2 separate regions of the Homo sapiens genome follow, and region 1 is linked to region 2. Evidence: read pairs that join two places in POLR2A ChIA-PET (ENCODE). Cell type or tissue: PC-9. All regions are shown on one strand. Each heading gives the region's core, and the rest is flanking DNA. Links, peaks and the distances in the headings are about the cores only. Region 1 overlaps PTPRM (protein tyrosine phosphatase receptor type M). Region 2 overlaps PTPRM (protein tyrosine phosphatase receptor type M).

What was found. ChIA-PET counts read pairs that join two places held together with the same protein. Peaks named below come from ENCODE experiments on the same cell type or tissue, not always from the same donor. Only the 100,000 strongest peaks of a DNase experiment are listed, where the experiment ranks them.
Region 1: POLR2A ChIA-PET joins it to region 2 with 5 read pairs; 2 of 35 experiments call an interaction of 5 or more read pairs at or near these places.

Annotation. Positions count from the first base shown.
Region 1 is chr18:8,328,205-8,331,008 of GRCh38, reverse strand. The region is part of intron 22 of PTPRM (protein tyrosine phosphatase receptor type M); the gene reads right to left. Among named protein-coding and RNA genes, the nearest start is that of RAB12, 280 kb to the left of the region's middle. In PC-9, for the core only: no CTCF peak of the experiment used is centred there; a DNase peak (open chromatin) is centred at 1,648; H3K27ac peaks cover 1,915 bases.
Region 2 is chr18:8,051,755-8,054,558 of GRCh38, reverse strand. The region is part of intron 7 of PTPRM (protein tyrosine phosphatase receptor type M); the gene reads right to left. Among named protein-coding and RNA genes, the nearest start is that of PTPRM, 490 kb to the right of the region's middle. In PC-9, for the core only: no CTCF peak of the experiment used is centred there; no DNase peak of the experiment used is centred there.

The DNA.
Region 1 (2,804 bases), core at 258-2,757, 280 kb before region 2:
TCTAATATAGAAAAGAATAAAATGGGGGTAGGTAGTGTGTGGCAACAATATGCTATACAATGCAGAGATAGAGACACTGCTTCCAGAGGGACCTTCAGTCCCTGATCCCTGGGACAGACCGAATGGCGGCATGCATGGGGAGCTAAAAAGAGGCGCAGGAGAAAGTGCTGTGGCCTCGGAAGGAAGGAACATGACAGATGTCCACAGCACAGAAGCATCCTGCTGGCGGAGGTACAGAGCATTCATCAGTGTCGGTCTCCAAAGAGAACGCTCAGAAACTGAGCTTGGGTACTTGCGCATGCTGTAAAGAGGGGAACAGAGAGACGGCAATCAAGGACAAAAAAAAAAAAAAATGAACGGCAGCCTTCAGAATGGAGGGGTTTGGTGACCCAAAGGATCTGGCTGCCTTCTGTCAAGGAAGTAAAGTGAAGGGAACAGCCTATATTCATATGCTTCAGGGGCTACTGCCAGAGAAATAAAAGCTTTCATTAGTCTCTATCTTCCTTAATTAAGCTCTTCTCAGTACACAAGTGGAATCCTCTTTTATTTAAGAAAAAAGAGAATAAATCTAATAAATGAATGAAATACAGATAAATTGGCTCCCTAGACATAGCTCAGTGCAGACAGTCTCAAATTTTCCATGGCAGTGAAGGGTGTTGCATGAGGAAATTTCCAGCAGCTTCCTTTTGAGTGAGAAGGCAAGAAAAAAAGTCACTGGTTATAGCTAGAAACTTCCTAAACTGTTTGCTGCCTTGAAAAACTGGTCCTAAACTGTGCCCATGGGTGAAAAAGAAACCTGGTGCCCAGATTTCTGGAAAAGTGGTTCTAGGGCTGCACTTGGTCTTATTTTTTCTTCTGTAAAATGGGGTAGGGGTGGAGAAGAGAAATGGCTTAAAGAAGTTCCTAGGTTGGGTGCAGTGCCTCATGCCTGTAATCCCAGCAATTTGGGAGGCTGAGGTAGGAGGATTGCTTGAGGCCAGGAGTTTGAGACCAGCCTGAGCAACATAGCAAAACCCTGTCTCTATAAAAAATAAAATAAAAAATTAGCCAGGTGTGGTTGCTTATCCCTGTAGTTCTAGCTACTCAGGAGGCTGAGGCAGGAGGATCCCTTGAGCCGAGGAGCTGGAGGCTACAGCGAGCTATGATCATGCTACTACACTCCTGCCTGGGTGACAGAGTGAGACCATGTCTCTTGAAAAAAATCTAAATAATTAAAAATCAAAATGAAGTCCCCAAATCTGTGGGTGCATTAAAATCACAAATTAGTAAGAGTTGGGTATCATTTATTTATACTCCACACTGGGTAATTCTGAAGTCACTGGTATATTCCGGATCGTGTGCTGATCCTGGCAAGTGACAGGTGCACAGAAACCTTTGTTCAATTTTGAATGAACCAGGCTGTAAAGGAGTAGCTTTGCTTTGCAAGGACTCATGTTGCCAGAGGCACGGGGAAGCCAGCACTTTGGAAAGTACATGGGTATTAGTTTCAGCTCTCTCCTTTTAAAGGGCTGAACCTGAGAGAAAGATGTAACCTCACAGTTTTTCTTCCTGTTGAATAAAAGGCCCTATGGGGGAACAGGTCTGTCTTAACATATGACGTTTCTCCTAGGTTGAACTTTGCACACACTCTATTAAAATATGAACGTTAGTCCATGCAGTTTGCAAATACTTTTGCATATATGACTCACTTGAACTTATGTGGATGAAGGTCACTTAAATATAGTTCTGCTTTAAGTGCCAACTGTTATAATAACAAAACAAGGAAACTGGACTGTGAGCTTCTTAAAGTTTCTGTCACCTCTAAAAGATTCTACAAATTTTCTACTTCAAATGAGGAACCCCTCTAAATACTCTTGAAGGTTTAAAAAGCATTTGTTTTAAGACACCTTAAATCTGAGTGCTTGCTTAACAACAGGACATCATTTATTTTCAAATTATTCTGTATTAATTTTGGTTCTCTTATTAGAGGGCCACATTTTCCTTATGGCATCTATAACAACATAGGTGGATGTTACCTGACATGCTCTATTTTTTACTTCATCTTTTAACTTTAACTCTTCCTTTAAATGTTCTCATTGCTAATGAGCAAGTTTATTTAGAGCACAGGGATGAGAAATGTCTATGAAAGTGACCATTTGGCTAATTGGCAACTATCTTTTGAAATTAATCTAGTGAAGAGAAATTATTGTTTAAAAGGAAGTTTCTGGATAAGCTGCTAATTGCAATTGTTCATTCTCTCTTGTAAAACCACAGATGGTTGGTAAAATGCAGGCAGGGTCTGTATAAACTTGGCCCTGGGTCGCTGGAATACTTACGACAGTGACTTTTATGGAGTCACTGTTCGCCTGTATATAAATCACATTTTCTCAAAGCATCCCTATTTAAATTTGGAAACCAGAGAATACTCCACTTCACTAGGTAATACTTTTAAATTAGTCTCAAATAGGACATAACAAATGAATCCAAAACATAACCTACAACTCACTGACAATGCAGGAACAACTTTGCCAGGAAGCACAGTGCTAGCTAACACAGAATTTGCACTTGAAGTGCAAGCTGCACTGGTTCTTGGAAGAATAAAAACAAAAGTTGTTTACTGAAGGCTGAGCTTTTGATTTAAAAAAAAGTTCTTTCAATTCTACTGAGAAATAATTTCAAGTGTTCATCTCCATCTGGAGGCCAGAATGCAAGAGAAAAAAGCTGCTTTACAGAGTGTGCAGAAGTTACACTGACGCTCTGAGAACCCTCCACTACCGGAATGGCTTGCCCAGGAAAGTGAGTGCAGCATTCAAAGCACTATTATT
Region 2 (2,804 bases), core at 297-2,796:
ATAAACTTTAAGTATGCAAGGCAAACTCTCTAGGGTAATCACTATACAGATAGCCATAGGATAATACCTTCAGTAACAAGTAACTCATCTAAAGAAAAAAAGTTATTTCAGTCAATTATGGGAAAAAAACAAAAGAAAAGAAAAAAGGCAAGGGGTGAGGGGAAATGTAGAAAAACAGGAAAAACCAGAAAGCAAACAGAAAAGTGGTACACAGAAGTCTACCACTAGTAGTAGTAATATATATATATATATATATATATTACTACTACTAGTATATATTACTACTAGTATATACTAGTAATGACAATACATGTAAATAAAATATTGTCTATTAAAATGCCCAGAGAATTAAAGGTAAAATCAACATCGTGCCATAATCTGTTTACAAAAAATAAATCTAAGCTGTTTCACTATAACATTTTCCTGGAGGTTCCATTCAGTACAGTAAGAAATGAAAAGTGTAAGAATGAAACAAGAAAAAACAGCACTTTAATTATACACAGACAATGTGACAGGCTTGGCAAACAAGCAGGACCTACAAGTTATACAAAAATAGCAAATGTCAGCAAGGTGACCAAATAGGGGATTAATTTTGAACTCCTCTGCATTTTTTGTATATTATCAAACTGAAACATTACTGAATTTTTTTCATTTACAACAAGATCAAATGATATAAGGAGCCCAGGAATAAATCTTACAAGACACCAATAACAGATAAAAATCCAAAACCTCATTGAAAGACATTAGTGAGGACCAAAATAATTGGAGTTATACCATGTTTATGAATGGGCAGACTCAATGTGGTAAAGGTGTCAGTTCTCCCCAAGCTAATCTATAGAATCACTACAATTTCAATTAAAACCTAATTAGAGTTTTAAGGAACTTGATAAATTGATTCTAAAGTAAATAAAGACGTGCAAAGGTCCCCAAACAGAACACTCCGTAGGAAGAATGAGGTAGGAAAATTTGTTCTATCAGATGCCAAGAGTTATTTAAAAGCTACAGTAACTACACAGTGTGGTGTTGCTGAAAGAACAGACATGGAGCACAACAGAAATCCTGATGTTCTATATGATAGAGGTGGTGTTTCTGATTCCTGGGGGAAACACAAGTGGTGCTAGGAGAAGTGGATTCCTACTCTGTATCATATACAAAAATCAATTCTGACTCAATTAGAAGCACAAAAACCCAAATTTAATTTTTTAAATTAAAGAATGTAGGGGATTATTTTTTCTGATTACAGGGCAAAGAAATAGTTCTTAAGCACCAACTATCAATGAAAAGCTTGATAATTTATGCTACACTAAAATTAAGAACATATTTATCAAAATGTATCATAAGGAAAGTGAAAACCTAAGCTAAAACCTTATTATTGTAAAGAAGGGAAAACAACCAAACACAATAAAGACAAATGATATAAAGAGGTATTTAGTAGAAAAGTAAAAGGCAAAGCACAGAATAGAAGACATTGGCAACCACTAAACAAACGAGAGATATTGATTATATACAGAACTTCCACCAATCACAAGAAAAAGCTGACAACTCAAAAGAAAAGTTGGTAAAAGAACAGGACTTTTGAAGAAGAGGAAAATTATAGACCACAAACGTGAAAATATGCTCAAGCTTAATACTAATCTGAGAAATGCACATTAGAGTCAAAGTAAATTCCATTCTATACCAATCAGATTCACAAAAATTAGAAAGTCTGGTAATACTGATTGTTGGCAGAATGTAGATCAATGCAATGTGTTATACATCATTAATGAGAGTGGGATTGGTACAGCCACTATGGAACACAAGTTGGCATCATCTTGTAAAGCTAACCTTAGAATACAATCCAGCTGTTATATTCTTAGGCATAAATCCTAGAATAGTATTCCTTCACTTAGAAGAATAACCTGGCAGATTTTCAAAAATACAGTCATGCATCTCCCAAAAACAGAGATACATTCTGAGAAATGGATTGTTAGGTGATTTCATTGTGTGAACATCATAGAGTGCACTTACCCAAACCTACACAGTAGAGCCTACTCCACACCCAGGCTATAGGGTGCCACCTACTGCCCCTAGGTTACAAACCTGAAGAGCATGTTTCTGTATTGAATGTTGTAGGCAACAGAAACACAGTGGTAACTATTTTTGTATCTAAACATAGAAACGGTACAGTGAAAACATGGTATTATAATCATATGGGACCACAGTGGTATATGTGGTCTGCGGTTGACCAAAATGTCATTATGCAACACATGACCCTATAAAACTCTCTAGGCCTCATCCCCAGAGACTTAGATTTGTTGGGCCTGTGATGAAGCCCCAGAATTTGTATCATAAGAAGCAGCCTGGGTGATTCTTGTCATCAGAGAAATTTGAGAAAGAGCCTAGAGCCCTGCTATTCAAAATAGTGTTGGTTCTCACACCAGCACAGCAGCATCGCCTGGAAGCTTACTAGGAATGCAGATACTCAGGCCCTACTTCTGACCTCCTGAAGCTGAATCTTCACCTGCACACTGAAGTTGGAGAAGTTCTGTCTTGGAGGAGTGTTTTTTCAGAGTGCAGGCTGTATCCCTAGGTCATATCACAGTGGCATTTGTTTTAATGAAAGAGAATAGAAAAGAAACATGAAAATGGATTTTAAAAGATATGGATTGTATCATGTAATAACCATGTAACAACGAAAATACATTTCATGCTGCATCTAAAGGGTTTGAAAAATGCATTCCTAGAGAAATTCTTCCCACTGGGCTCCAGGAGACATGTGCAGAAATGTCTTTACCAGCATTATTGTCAAAAGAATAAAAAAGAAA